2 separate regions of the Mus musculus genome follow, and region 1 is linked to region 2. The links are chromatin contacts, found by POLR2A ChIA-PET in ENCODE. All regions are on one chromosome and are shown on one strand. Each heading gives the region's core, a stretch centred on a gene start or an enhancer-like site at or near the end of the contact. The rest is flanking DNA. Distances are from core to core; before and after follow the strand shown. Region 1 overlaps Rnf216 (ring finger protein 216). Region 2 holds the start of Rnf216 (ring finger protein 216).

The links. ChIA-PET counts read pairs that join two places held with the same protein, here RNA polymerase II (POLR2A).
Region 1: POLR2A ChIA-PET joins it to region 2 with 22 read pairs in Patski. The contact joins the enhancer-like site here to the promoter of Rnf216 in region 2. POLR2A ChIA-PET finds 5 or more read pairs at or near these places in 2 of 5 experiments (Patski and embryonic stem cell).

What each region holds. Positions count from the first base shown.
Region 1 is chr5:143,051,375-143,058,678 of GRCm38, reverse strand. The region is part of intron 13 of Rnf216 (ring finger protein 216); the gene reads left to right. Gm43380 (a long non-coding RNA gene) reads right to left here. Exons shown (of 3, transcript XR_003955828.1): 2 at 2,149-7,304. Among named protein-coding and RNA genes, the nearest start is that of Gm43380, 16 kb to the right of the region's middle. Within about 2 kb of position 2,863, at least 1 of the 3 ENCODE cell types and tissues checked has a DNase peak (open chromatin) inside an H3K27ac peak, as active enhancers do.
Region 2 is chr5:143,107,855-143,114,937 of GRCm38, reverse strand. It overlaps Rnf216 (ring finger protein 216), which reads left to right and starts at 1,918. Exons shown (of 17, transcript NM_080561.4): 1 at 1,918-2,039.

The sequences.
Region 1 (7,304 bases), core at 1,614-4,113, 57 kb after region 2:
GAACATTAAATGTAAAAGAAACTGTGCAAGCATCACAGTTGTGTGCTCCCTACCCCCCATTTTAAAGGGCTTGTTTTCCACCCGAAAGCATGTTGTATAAGCTTAATTTCTCTCACTCAGATAAGCTTAATTTCCCTAACTCTTGATGTGCCTACAGAGAATTGCCTAATTCTTCTTTTGCAATGTGTGTCTGCAGCTGGGAAGCCTGCTTTTTTTCTTCAGGCCTCTTGACAGAAATGCAAACAGTTTGCCTTGTGTTGCAAACTACTGCTTTATCAGCAGAAGGGCCTGGGACCTTACTGTGCTTTCATGGGGTGGACTTTTATCTGCAGTGGGCGGCTGCTTTCTTGGCCTTCTGTCATGTGAGATTACCTCCCTGCCAGACCCCAGTCTCAATAGCTTGTGCTCAAGGTACATGGATCCAGTGATTGGAACTGAGTCCTCTGGGCATCTCTGCTCAGAACTTTCACATAATGCAAGACTTTTCCATACCTTATTTTATGAAAAGAATGTTTCTACAAAATCAAGGCTCACTCCTCCTAAGTGGCATGTCCATTCACAGGCAAAGTAAAGGAGGGTGCCTCCAGCAGTTGGCCAGGCCTGTTTTCTCTTAGCAGATGCCTGGTATGTACCATCTAGCCTGAAGGAAGAACACTATTCTATGGCTGCCAAAACCACAACAAATGACAGCTCTCCTTCTGTCATCTCTGGGCCCCAATGCTGGGCCAGTAATTCATTTTTCTACCATAAAAGGGCAATGAGATTTTTCTGTAGTAACCCTGCCTGCTGCACCATGAGGAGAAAGCAGAGACAGACAAGGAGTGCTACTGTGGTCAGTCCTGGTCTTGCTTAGTTCAGACGCCAGCATGACAGTAGAGGCAGGAGGAGGACTCATCTGCTTATTCTCTGCCTGCAATAAGACTTGAACTCTGCCCAGCTGTGTATTGTTGACATTTGGTTCTCATGGCTTGTAATTGTAGATACCCAGTTTTTAAAAGAGACCTGGGAGATCCTATATGCCAGATACCCTCAGTGCTCTTAGCCAGTATAAATGAAGGACTTAATTGGTGGGTTTCTGTTCATCACTTCAAGTCTTTGGAAAGTGTAAAATCTGTGTAAAGTGTTATCCATTAAAACCCTAGGATCTTGTCAGTGATAATAAATAGTTGTTAGAATCAATATACAAGTAGTTCTAAAAAGTAAATGCTCATGCCAGATTTGGTATGGCACTTCTGCAGTCTTAGCACTTTAGGTCAAGGCAAAGACTATCAAGGAGTTTTAGGAACCTTGGCTACATGAAGCCCTGGCTCAAAAAGAAAAGAAAAATCAAAAGAGAATGCAAGCACTTAGCTTTTTTGATACTATTATAATACTTTGAATGGGGATGGAAAGTTGGCTTAGTGCAACTTAGAGCACATGGTGCTCTTGCAGAGAACCTAAGTTCCGTTCCCAACACCCAAGTCAGGCAGCTCACAAACATCTCCAGCTGTAGCTCCAGAGGAATCCAGTACCTTTAATAGAGTACTTTTGAAATAGTTGTTGTGAAGTTTCTGCTCTATGCTCCCCAGCCAGAAGACTTAAGGTAAGCTAAGAAAGTGTCAAAAAGGGCTGGTGAGATGCCTCAGCAGGTAAGAGCACCCGATTGCTCTTCCGAAGGTCCGGAGTTCAAATCCCAGCAACCACATGGTGGCTCACAACCATCTGTAACGAGATCTGACTCCCCTTTCTGGAGTGTCTAAAGACAGCTACAGTGTACTTACATATAGTAAATAATAAATAAATCTTTAAAAAAAATGTAGCTTTCATAAGACTGTGTTAAAAAAAAAAAAAGGCTGCCTCAGCCAGCACAGGGGTTTCTTATAAAGAACTGCAGTTGGCTTTGTCTTTTAAATCTCCATTCTGACTGGTTTCATAGCGGAAGCTGGAACTGAGTAGAACACATTCTTAAGTGAATAAAGGTCAGCCAAGAATCTTGCTGATCCAGAAATTTGGGAGGAAAGCAAGGCTCTCCAAAGTTGCACGTTATTACCCAAATAGTTCTGGCTGGGTCTGTATTCAACTGGCTCCCATTCAGAAATGAATCACAAGTCATTCCTGAACGAGAGAGTCATTGAAGAGGCAAGCTTTGTGGAGTAAAGTATCACATACCTAGACCCTGTTCTCAAAGCAGTAAGACTACCTTGAAGCTCACGATGTTCTGGCAAGTGGAGCAGATGGATGGGTACCTGAAAATGGAAGGTTCACAGAGCTTGGTCATTTGTTTTCTCTTTAAGACTTTTCTCAATTCCTTTTTCTCACTAGCCCAAACCTGAGGCTTTGCATAAGCCAGCTCTTGACACTTTTGAGCTGTTAAATTGCTGATTAATTTGATAGATAACTTCTGGCTTATGCCAAGACCTGTGCTGCCCTGGGGATGCACAAGAGGATGGGTGGCACATTTCATTGGTCCCATGTGGTTTGCTTCTAGAAACTTTTGGAAGCATTGTTTGCTCCCTGTCTTGTCTCCACTCCCTCCCCATCTCGCTATATACCCCAGGCTGGCCTCAAGCTTGTGTGCTCTGTGCTGCTCCTCCACTTGAGTAATGAGATTGTAAGTCTCTGCTACCACACCTAGCCTTTTGGGACACCCCCACCTTTTTTTTTTTTTTTTTCACCCACAGCAAGAAAAAGTATTAATTCTGATTAAGTCTAATTTTAAAGCTTGATTTCTCAAGCAAATACTATTTCCTTCTGGTACTGATACTCCCTCCCCATCCATCACTGCCTGCATGCCTGCACATCCTGACCATGTGTTGACCACTTAAGAGATATCAGCCAGCTTGTTTCCTAATTTGGTTACGGTACGCTCCGAGCAGTCTTGCCTAACCTTAGAAAAACACAAACACAAGGAATAGCTCCCACAGAGCAGAGGGGAATTTCCTCTTATCAAAACCCACAGTTCCCTTCTTACTTCCTCTACAAAGAAGAAGTAACATTCTGAAGAGGTGGTTGCTCTCTCTAAAGTTCCCTCTTGAAGCTTGGCTTCTTCATCCTTAATTCTTTCCAAGTTTAATTTTATTCTTAAGGCCCTCCATTTTCTCTTTTGTTTTTTGGGGTTTTTTTTTTGTTGTTGTTGTTTTTGTTTTTTGGTTTTGGTTTTGGTTTTGGGTTTTTTTTTTTTGTTTTGGTTTTGGTTTTGGGTTTTTTTTTTGTTTTGTTTTGTTTTTTTTTTTTTTTTGGTTTTTCGAGACAGGATTTCTCTGTATAGCCCTGGCTGTCCTGGAACTCACTTTGTAGACCAGGTTGGCCTCGAACTTAGAAATCCGCCTGCCTCTGCCTCCCGAGTGCTGGGATTAAAGGCGTGAGCCACCATGCCCGGCTTGAGGCCCTCCATTTTCAAGAGTTAGTGATACACACCTGAAATCCCAGCACTGAGGAGTTAGAGGCAGGGAGAGTTTGAGCCCAACCTGGCTGCATAATGACCTTGTCAAGAAAAAGTGGGTGAAGGGAGGAGGGAACTGTGCATTTTCTCCTGGGATAGTTATGAACAGAGAACAGCTAGGTATATTAATTCTATGGCATATGGTAGGTAGGAGGCAGCCAACTTCCTACAAGAAGCAAGAGAGTAAATATTTTAGGTTTTACAGACCATACAGTGTGTCAGGCTGTTCACTTCTGTGTTTATCATAAAAGTAACTGGATCGCAAGTAAACAAGTAAATAGGTTGTAAGTATTAGAGGTGTGATTACTAAGTGGTTGGAAGGTCAGGTGTGGCCACCGTGTGGCTGCCTTGAGTACACTCTAAGGGAGAGAACAAGGAGTAGGGTGGTGAGCACAGCATACTAGTATCTATCAGGTCATTTTGGTTTGCTATGATAGGAAGACCTCCTAAGTGCTGAGGTCACAAGCAGGCACCACCATAGGTGAGTTCTCTGCATAGGGATCTCAAATGGGATGAGAGGGATGTTTGCTGGCATGCATAAAGCTGGTTTGGAGGGCTAGACAGACATCGGTTGTGTGCATCCCTCCATAAGAGGGAGTCCTGAGGGTCAAGAGAAAAAGTATATACACAGCCTTTGTTTTTAACAAAAAGATTACATTTGTCACCAGATCATTCTGATCTTTTTAATTTTTTTTAAGAATTGATTTTTATGTATGTGGATATTTTGCCTGTATGAATGTCTGTGCACTGTGTATGTGCGGCGACCATGGAAGCTAGAAGAGGGCATGGCATTACCAGTGGTTATAAGCTGCTGTGTCTATACTGGAAATCCAACCTGGGTCTTCAGCAAGAACAGCTAGTGCTCTTTACTGCTGACTTTCCAGCCTTCATTCAGTCTTAGAGCTAAAGGACTTTCCTGTTTTAAGAAAACTCAAAAGACAGAAAATGCAGTTGTCAAAAATGTTTGTATACTTCTAGTTTTATTCTGTGTGTTTCTGGTCCCCATGGTTCCCCACAAGGTACCTGGAGAGGACGGCTATGCCTCAGGGCTTCCGTCATGGGTGAAGTGCTAGGCTTGTGTGAATGTAGACTGCACCACCTTTCTTGAGGCTTTTCTGCCCCATTCACAGCAGCTGCTTTGGAGCTGCTACTGCCACACTAGGTGCAGAATATAATTCAGCCTTTATAATTGGGATTCAAGACTGCTTCCAGTGGCTTCTCTTTCCCACAGATACTGCTCCTGACAAGCAGGTCAGGATGACTTCTGATTCAAGAAGCGTTGCTGTGACAGGCTTTGGAAATCCTGGTTTGGGCTGTGAGAGCAGCTGATAGGAGTCACTGCTCTCCCGGGTATGTGGCACAGCTTGCTTTCTGGTATGTGCTGAAGGCTGAGTAGCAAATCCCTCTGCTGAGGGGGCAGTGTGGGGTATAAACAGCTAAAGAATTCGCATATGGCTGTGGCCTCCTCCCAAGCAGATGCTCTTCAAATAGCCAAACTAAGCCTTTCCCAGGCATCATTTACAGGCTGCTTTGCCATCATTCAGTTTGTCTACAAAGCTCTGTAGGAATGTCAGAAGTGGGAGCTTTTGAAATCCCTTCTTGAAGAGATTTGCGGAGCCAGTAGCAACAATGTGTACACACGCACACACACACACACACACACACACACCAGAGAGGCAGTAGCAACAGCATGAACACTGAGCAGAGGAGGGAGCTGCAAGCTGCTGTGTGCTGCTGTTCTTAGCTGTGGCTAAAAAAGTGGTCAGCAGGCAAGTTCTGCTGAACAAGCAGGCCTCACCCTTTATGAAATAAGTTGTTTCAAACATTGGAAATAGGTTTGAAAGATGCCAACATAGTTTCCTCTGACCTCAGTTTTACCCAGTGGTAGCTCTGCAATGTCAATGAACCCTCTGACAGGTGGCCAGGGATGTGGGCCTAACCCAGAGAGAAAAAAAGGCATGCCTTTGGTAGCTGTGCCACATGGTGCTCAGTACTCTTAAGGGAGCTGGGCATTTCAAGGAATCCCTTTGAAACTGGCATTCATTCTCTTTCCCCACATACATGGGCACCTTTCCTGCCCCTGCCCTCGGCTCATTTTGCTGCTTTTATTTAACCTGAAATGTTTCGTGCTTCTGCGTTCATGGCACTCTAGCTTGTCCATTATTAATGGGCTTTGAGCAATTCAGCCAAAACCCTGACACTACTCTTCACTTCTTAGAACCTAAAAGTGAGTAGAGAGTCTTGAGACACTCTTCCTGGCAAGATATTCCTACTCTCAAGCAATGGGGTAGCTATCTGTTCAGGGTGTGGCTGGGTTTATCTTCGGTCTCCCCAGACAAGCAGACCCAGCTAGGTTGCAGGTACTTTTCAATTGATAACTTTGGGCATGGGTGGGTTAGAGAAACGGAAGTGCTTCTATCAGAACCTTCAGCATAACCAGCAGGTCCTTGAGTGAGGACAGAATTCTTTGTGTATGAAAGGAGCAGAATGCAGAGAAGTGGTGAATATACCCTGGCTCAAGGTGCTTAGATAAGCCCATGCATTCTCCCTATGTCACAAACCATAGTGACTCCCTAGTGATTGTCCACGTTGTGCATGGTGCAAGTGTGACTGGAATACCTGAAGTTGTTAGGACAGAGCTGTGCTAGCCAAAAATGCACATAGAGGAGAATCCAGAGTTATAGGCCAACCTGGGATACACAGTGACAGACTCTGTCTCAAAAGATAGGTAATTTAGAGACTATTGCAAGGCAGCGAAGGGCGTGGGAGCAGAAGCTTGGGTTTTATTTGAAAAGAAAAGAGCTCCTTGAAGACTAGGAGCCAGTGATTGTGGGGCCACTGAGGGGCGTCGCTGCTCTGCCGATGCTGCTCGAGGCTCCCCAGGCTTCTCCAGGCTCCCTGTCCTCTCCTCCCTTCCCCTCTGCTCCACTCCCTCTTTTTTCTTTCTTTCTTTTTTTAATCTTTCAAAATGTGTCTTTGTAGCCAAGGATGACCTTGAACTTCTGATCAGGTGGTGGGGTGACCCTCGTGACCTGCATTATTCAGTTCATGCAGTCCTGAGAACTCGGCATCATGCACACTAGACAAGCACCCCACTACTGGGCTATATTCCCAACCCCCTTTCCTTTTCGTTTTCTTTTCCTTTTTCTTTGTGATACTCAAATATGGCCATGCTTGAGGGAAAGTCCTGGGGTGAGTCATGGATCCCAAAACCGAAAATTAAGTCTGTCACTTATCCATGTCTCACATAGCAAGAAATGCAGTTGCTGCAGTTATCACATGGTGACGCCAGCCTTCCTGCAACCACCATCCCTTCTCCAGCCCGCACCAAAGAATCCCTTCCTAGTGCTCTTCCTAGCAGTGTACTTGGCCCTGCAGGTTGGCACACAGGCTTCTGAAGGCTTTCATTCCGTTTCATTGTATTGAGCAGGAGCCACAGCAGCCCAGTCTCCCAGATCCACTGAAGACAGAGTGAGCAGCACCTTTGTCTTTAGCCTTTTAATACTTGCTTCTCTTCCTACATTCAGTCAGCTTTGCCATTCAGGCTCCTGAGTTTTACCAATTTGTTTTATTGTTGGTTCTCCAGCTAGCTGTGCTGGACTTACGGGTAGGCACCACTATACCTAAGTTTTATCTTTAAGAGCAGTATTTTGTGTTTTGATGTTAGTTCTCATCCAGGAGATCATGTGTCATAGTTATCTAAAGCAACCCTCTCATTGATAATAAAGTGAGATACGTAGAATTACTGTTAGTCATCAATACAATTTTATATCCCATTCCAGAAAACACAAGACGCATGGGAGTCTGTTACATGGGAGCCTCTGTTAAAGGCTCAGAGCAAGACATGGAATGCAGTGTGTGAGCTTCCTGCTCCATTCCCTCT
Region 2 (7,083 bases), core at 669-3,168:
GCATGACCATAGTCTCTGTCACCCTCCTCCTCATACCACTGTTGGCAAGCCTTCTCTTCTGGCATGGTCTGACTATGTGCTCTAAAAGTTCATGTCTTGAAACCTACTCCTCAGTCATTTCTGCATGTTTACTGGTATTTGAAATGGCGCTTCTGGGGTCCATTTTGAGATCATGATGGTGGGGCTCTCACGATGGCATTAGTGGCTTTATAAGCAGGAAGAGACACCCAAGCTGGCACACATACTTTCTTAGATAATGCAATGCCTTCTGTTATTTTATAATTAGGAAGGAGTTTCTCTCCTGATCCGTACTACATGAGAGCCTTTGGTCTTCCCAGCAAGATCACAAGTTCAAGGACAGGCTAAACTATGTAGTGAGTTCAAGGCCAGTCTAAATAACCTAGTGAGATCTTGTCTCAAATTTTAAATAAAAATAAGAAGAGGGCTGGAAATGTAATTCAGTGATTGACAGCTTCTCTAGCATCTATGAGGCCCTGGGTTCAATCTCAGAAACACACACACATACAACATATACACATACACACAAGTGTACACACACAAGCAAAGACACACAGAGCACACACACAAGCATATACACACACACATACACACAAGCACACATAACATACACAAGCACGTCATACACTCATTTGTATACAACATACACACACATAAGCACAGACACACAGAGCACACACATAACATATACACATACACACAAGCACACACACAGAGCACAAACACACCATATACACACATACACACACAAGCATATCTACACACGCACATCCACACAAGCACACATAACATACATAAGCACAGACACACAGAGCACACATACACACATGAGCACAGATACACATATATACAAGCACACATAATATACACACACACAAGCACACCACACACTCATATTCATATATATATATATATATATATATATATATATATATATATATATATATAACATAAACACAAGCACAGGCACACATTACATATACACACCATATACACATACGCATATAAGCACACATACACACACTCATACACACAAGCATACACAACATATACACACACACACAAGCACACACACTTATACATACACAACCTATAGAAGCCCAGACAGAGCACACAGATACATCATACACATACATATACACACATACAACCACACACACAACTTGAGGTTTTTTTATTTATTTAAAAAAAAATTTTTTTTGAGACAGGATTTCTCTGTGTAGCCCTGGCTATACTGAACTCACTCTGTAGATCAGGCTGGCCTCGAACTCAGGGCTTCCTCTGCCTCCCAAGTGCTGGGATCAAAGGTGTGGACCATCACTGCCTGGCTGAAAAAAATTCAATTTCTATTTTTTATTTTGATTTTATGCATATGCATGTTTTGCCTGCATGTATATCGGTGTACAACTTGCATGCTTGGTGCCCACAGAGGCTGGAAGAGATCGTCAGGGATCTTCTAGAACTGAAATTACAGACCACTGTGAGCTGCAATGAGGGTTCCATGAATCAAATTTGGGTCGGTGCTCTTGAGCGCTGGCCAGCACTCCAACCTTGATTGAACAGAGCTGGAACTTTTACTCTTCACCAAATACCTTGGGAGGAGAGTTGGGTCATTTTACCTTTCTCACCTGGTACAGAGCATCACCTCAAGAGGGGATAGATACGTGATTAATCGGTTGATTTCATAGCTAAATCGGGGCGGCTACAGTGACCCTGTGGTTCAGCTGTTCTTTTGTCTTCCCACAGCAAGGAGGAGTCAAGGTTCTGCAGTCGTGGAGCCTGGATGGAGGCCGGCTAGGCACCCATCTCTATGGTCTCGCTCTCCAGGTCCCTCCTCCCCGACTGTCCGCGTCCCTCTATGGTTCTTCCTGTTATTAGTCGGGAGGGGGCGCTGCGCGCAGGCGCGAGGTGGACGCGGTGGCGAGGCCGGAAGGAACGCAGTAGCGGCCTCGGTGGCGGCGGCGGCGGTCGCAGCGGCGGCGGTCGCAGCGGGGGAGCTTTTCCAGCGGCTGCTTCTTCAGGTGAACTTGAGACTGAACTCCCGGGCGTCGAGCCGCGCTCGCGGAGCTGGGCTGGCTGTGTTGGGGCGAGTCCGTGATGGGCGCTCGCGCGCGCGGTCTCCCGGGGCTGCGGGTCGAGCGAGGAGAGTGGCCTCCCGCCGGGGCGCCACCGGGGTGGGGGCGGGGCCCGAGGGGGACGCGCTCGCGAGCCCCGGGGGCCCGGGGACCCGCGCGGGGGGTGACGGGAGGGGAGCGACGCCGACGACCGCTGGCCTGCCGGCTCCCCTCCCGTCACTTGAGGAAGTTTCTCGGGCCGGCCTGCTGCGCGGGGGGCGCCGAGCTGCTGAGAGACGGTTCTCTGGCGGCTCGCTCTGGTGGCCGCGCTCCCCACCGCGGCCTGGAGAAGCGGAAGAGGCGACCGACTGGCGACTTCGAACTCCAGCCCGGGCCAGTTTGGGGCCCCTTGGAGTCCAAGTTGACGCCTGTCATCCCAGTCTGAGCTCCCGAGTGAAGGGGACTTGAAACTCCTGCAGTCGGGAGTCCCGGTGCGTGGTAGCGGAGAGCGCTCCCGTGCGCGTGGCACCCTGGGGTGAGCGGCAAGACCCACGCTCGAGGGGACGAGGCGGCCCCTCGTGGGGCTCCTCGGTGATCCCGAACTCCTTGCATCTCCAAAGGGTGCAATGACTTGGTATCCTCTTCTCCATTGTGCTAAGTGTCTTGGACGCCATCTCCGCTGGGGTTTGTCTTGGATTCGTTTCTTTTCTTTTCTTCATTTTTTTTTTTTTTTTAATTTTTCTGCATAGCCGAGGCTAGCCTGAAACCTGAAAAGTAGAGGCTGGGCCCAAGGGACTCAGGAATTTGCATGCCTCTGCCCTGGTGTAGGCCACCCCACCACATCTTGCCATTATGTTGTTATTGTTATTGTTATTGTTATTGTTATTGTTATTGTTGAGTCTAACTGTAGCCCTTGCGGGCATGTAGCTCAGAGGTCTGCTTGCCTCTGCTTCCTGATTAAAGGCATGTGTCATTTTTCTCCTACTCAACAGCCGCTCTACCTTTGAGCTCCACTCTCAACTCCTTGCTGGATTTTTTTGTTGTTGTTGTTTTGTTTTTTGTTTTTCGCGACAGGGTTTTTCTGTGCAGTTCTGCCTGTCCTGAAACTCACTTTGTAGACCTCAGAACTCAGAAATCCGCCTGCCTCTGCCTCCCAAGTGCTGGGATTAAAGGCATGCGCCGCCGCCGCCGCCGCCACCACCACCACCGCCCAGCTTCCTTGCTGGATTTTTGTTTGTTTGGTTTGGTTTGGGTGAGACTAATGGATTTATTGTGTTTTCCTTCAGAGCAAGGGTGAAAGAGTATGTATAGGAGCCTGTGTGCATCAGGGTCAAGTTTTCATCCCCACCATGAACGGTGACCTTATGAAAGCTCCGTCTGCTTGTTATTTTAACATGTAGAGAAGGGGCTTGTCACTGCCCTTGCTTGGAGGGAAGGACAGTATTTTTATGACCTTAGCTTATCCTAATTAAGAAATAGCCAAGCTCTGCCTTCTGAGGGTAGAGAAGGATGGTGAGCCTGAGGAGATTGCTGAGGCTCTTGAGCCTGGCTTTTGGACACCTGTGAGCCTTTTGCATTAGCAACTTTAGACTTATCTAAAAAGGACAAGAGCAGCTAGTAAAAAGCTCTTGAGGAGGAATTTAATAAAGTGTGGCTCAGGGAGATTGAAGGTTTATGAAGTCTGCTGAGTGTTTACTAACTACAGCATGAGGTAATGTGCTCTGTGTTTACTGTGCTTGGGGCTCTACTGTATTCTAGATCCTTCCAGACAGGAATTCTCATCTTGTCATCATTTTTGTTTTTTTTTTGTTTTTGTTTTTGTTTTTGTTTTTTTGTATTTTCGAGACAGGGTTTCTCTGTGTGGCCCTGGCTGTCCTGGAACTCACTCTGTAGACCAGGCTGGCCTTGAACTTGGAAATCCGCCTGCCTTTGCTTCCCAAGCTCTGGGATTAAAGGTGTGCACCACCACTGCCGGGCTTGTAGTCACATTATCTGTACAAAACATATCTTGTCTGCCTGCCTGTCTGTTTGTTTGTTTATTTATTTGAGACAGGGTTTCTCTGTGTAACAGCCTCAGCTGTCCTGGACTCCCTTTGTAGACCAGGCTGGCTTCGAACTCACAGAGATACTCCTGCCTCTGCCTCCTGAGTAGGGGCTGTTCTTCCAGAGGACTCAGGTTCAATTCCCAGAACTCTCATGGCAGCTCACAACTGTCTAACTCCAGTTCCGGGGGATCCTATACTCTTTCACTACACAGATGCAAGCAAAACACCAATACACATGAGTAAAAATAAATCATTAAAGAAACATTTAGTATGTATATGGACACTTAAGTACACTTAATGGTCAGAGGACAACTTTTGGAAGTCAGTTTCCCTCTACCATATGGGTTCCAGACGTGCTCCTCAGGCTGTCGGTCAGGTTTGGCAGCAAGTGCCCTTAACCTATTGAGCTAATTCACCAGCCTTAGCTGTACAAAACTTGGTGCTAAGTGCTAGGTATAGCTCTTCTTAGTCCTGTCAGTAATCTAATAGCTTTTGTTGCCGGGGAGGGGGAAGAGAGGTGCTGAAAAATAACTTGATACAAAGGTTCAGAGCTGGTTCTAGAATTCAGTTACACAATTTATAAAAATTTTAAATTACATTTATTCCTTGACAATTTCATGTATGACTCTTACCCCATTAATCCCCCCCACACACACACACACATACACACTTCCCATTCCCACAGTCATGAATTTTTTTGTTTGTTTTCTTTTGTAATCACTGAGTTTAACCAGGGCCATTCTCATGAGCATGGGTGGGAGCTATCCAATGGCTAGATTTTTTTCCCCATTCATTTATTTATTTATTCCCTTTATATCCCGATCTGAGCCCTCCTCTCCTCTTAGTTCCCCCTCACATAGCCCCTTGCCTCATTCCCTTCTCCCTTTCACTCCTGAGAAGGGGGAGTTTCCTCCCAAGGAACCAGCCCACCCTGGCACCTCAAGTCATTGCAGGACTACACACATCCTCTGTCACTGAGGCCAGACAAGACAGCCCAGTTAGGGGAGCAGTATCCACATCGAGGCCACAGAGTCAGGGTAAGCCCCCACTCCAGTTGTTGAGAGACCTCCATGAAGATCAAGCTGTGCAGCACACCTGCTACATATAGGGTGGGGTTAGGTCCAGCCCTTGTCTGCTCTTTGGTTAATGGCTCAGTCTCTGGAAGTCCCCATGGATCCCGAGTTGACTATTGGTCTTCCTGTAGAGTCCCTGTCCTCTTCAGCCTCCTCAATCCTTCCTCCAACTCTCTCACAAGACTCCCTGAACTCTTATCTAATGTTTGACTGTGGACTCTGCATCTGTTTCAGTCAGCTGCTGGGTGGAGCCTCTCAGAGGACAGTTATGGCTACACAATCCTTGCCTCTAATTATCCTGCTGTACCTTTACAGTGTCTTTTAGATCAGCTTCTTGGTGCCTTGTCTCCAGACTTTGGAAGCTTTGAGTAAGGCACGGTGCTGTGCATTTGGAACTTGAGTTCCAGCAGCAGATGTTAATGTTAAGTATAGTTTCCTAGAGAGTTGAGTTGAAGTGATCATGTGGTATTTGAGGGACTGAGGGATGTTTTGTGAATGAACATGGAACAGGGCACTTAAAGGATAATCAGGAAAGGTTTTTCTCTGAGGAAGTGGAGGATTGAGGGATGAACAGAGATAATTTGGCCAAAGAGAGGCAGTCTCACTAAGAGAATTCAGCCTGAGACGAATGCAGTTAAAGTTTGGTCTGACAAGGGACCAACACATTGCTAGAGAGTGAGGAAAGAACTATCAGGTGACGCTACTTGGGTCAGCAAAAGCCTGATGAGCTGTGATTTTTGTACTATGGTAAGGACTTGGGGACTGTCATGGTGACATGTAATTTAAAAAACAGCCAGACATGATGGTACATGCCTTTAACCCCAGCAGAGTCCAGTGTAGTCTACATAGTAAGACCTTGTCTGGAAAACAAAACAAAAACAAAACAACCCTTAGTGCTGTATGAAGAGGTCAAAGTATGGAGCCTAGAAGGCAGAACTTGAGCTAAAAGAACAAAGTGTGATAAGCTCCTAGACAATTGATTTGTAAGATCTTTGAGGATTAGGGCTGTAGCTCATGAGTATGACACAGCACCTGCCAGGCCCTGGGTTCAATTCCAGCACTGTACCCCACTCAAAAACAAATCAAAGGTGGGTGTGTTCACTTACCTGCTTGCATTTCAGAATCTATTTTCTAATGGCTAAGAAAAATTTTAGCATTTTATGTTACTTTTTCTAAAACCCTTTCTTGTAGTGCAGGCTGGCCTCAAACTCGCAATGTAACTTAGGATGACTGTGAACAGTACACTGTTTATTCTGCCTCTTCTGAGTGCTGGAATCAAAGATCTGTACCACCAACCAGGTTTATGTGGTACTTATAATTGAACTCAGGGCTTCCTGCGTGTTGGGCAGCATTCTGTGAGCCACAACACCCCAGCCCTTATGTTAAAATCTTAAAGCTAACGTTGGGGCTGGAAAGAATGGCTCCGCTATTAAAGAAGAACAGCAGCAGCAGCTCTTTAGTAGCTGATCTGGATTTGGGTTCTCAGCACCCATGTGGGGCCCATAAACATCTGTAACAGCAGTTCCAGGGTTTTCAGTGCCTCCTTTGGGCGTCTGTAGGCACTAGGTACACATAACGCACTTACATACGTATTTGCAGACAAACATTTGCATAAATTAAAAATAAATAAAACTTTTCAAAATATTTAGCTAACTAACCTGACTGAATTTAATTTTTGGTGTGAATCCTAGTGTAGAAAAACAATGATAGTAGGATTTCTAGATTTTGTTTAAACTGCTTAAACTTATCATTATCTACCTACTAGTATTTGTAAATGTGGATGTTATTGTACCTTAATTATTTCATTTTGTCTATATATTAAAATTAATATACTGAATTTTTAAAATTTTGAACTTATCATCTTGTTTGTTCTTAAGGGCTTTGCCTTTCTGC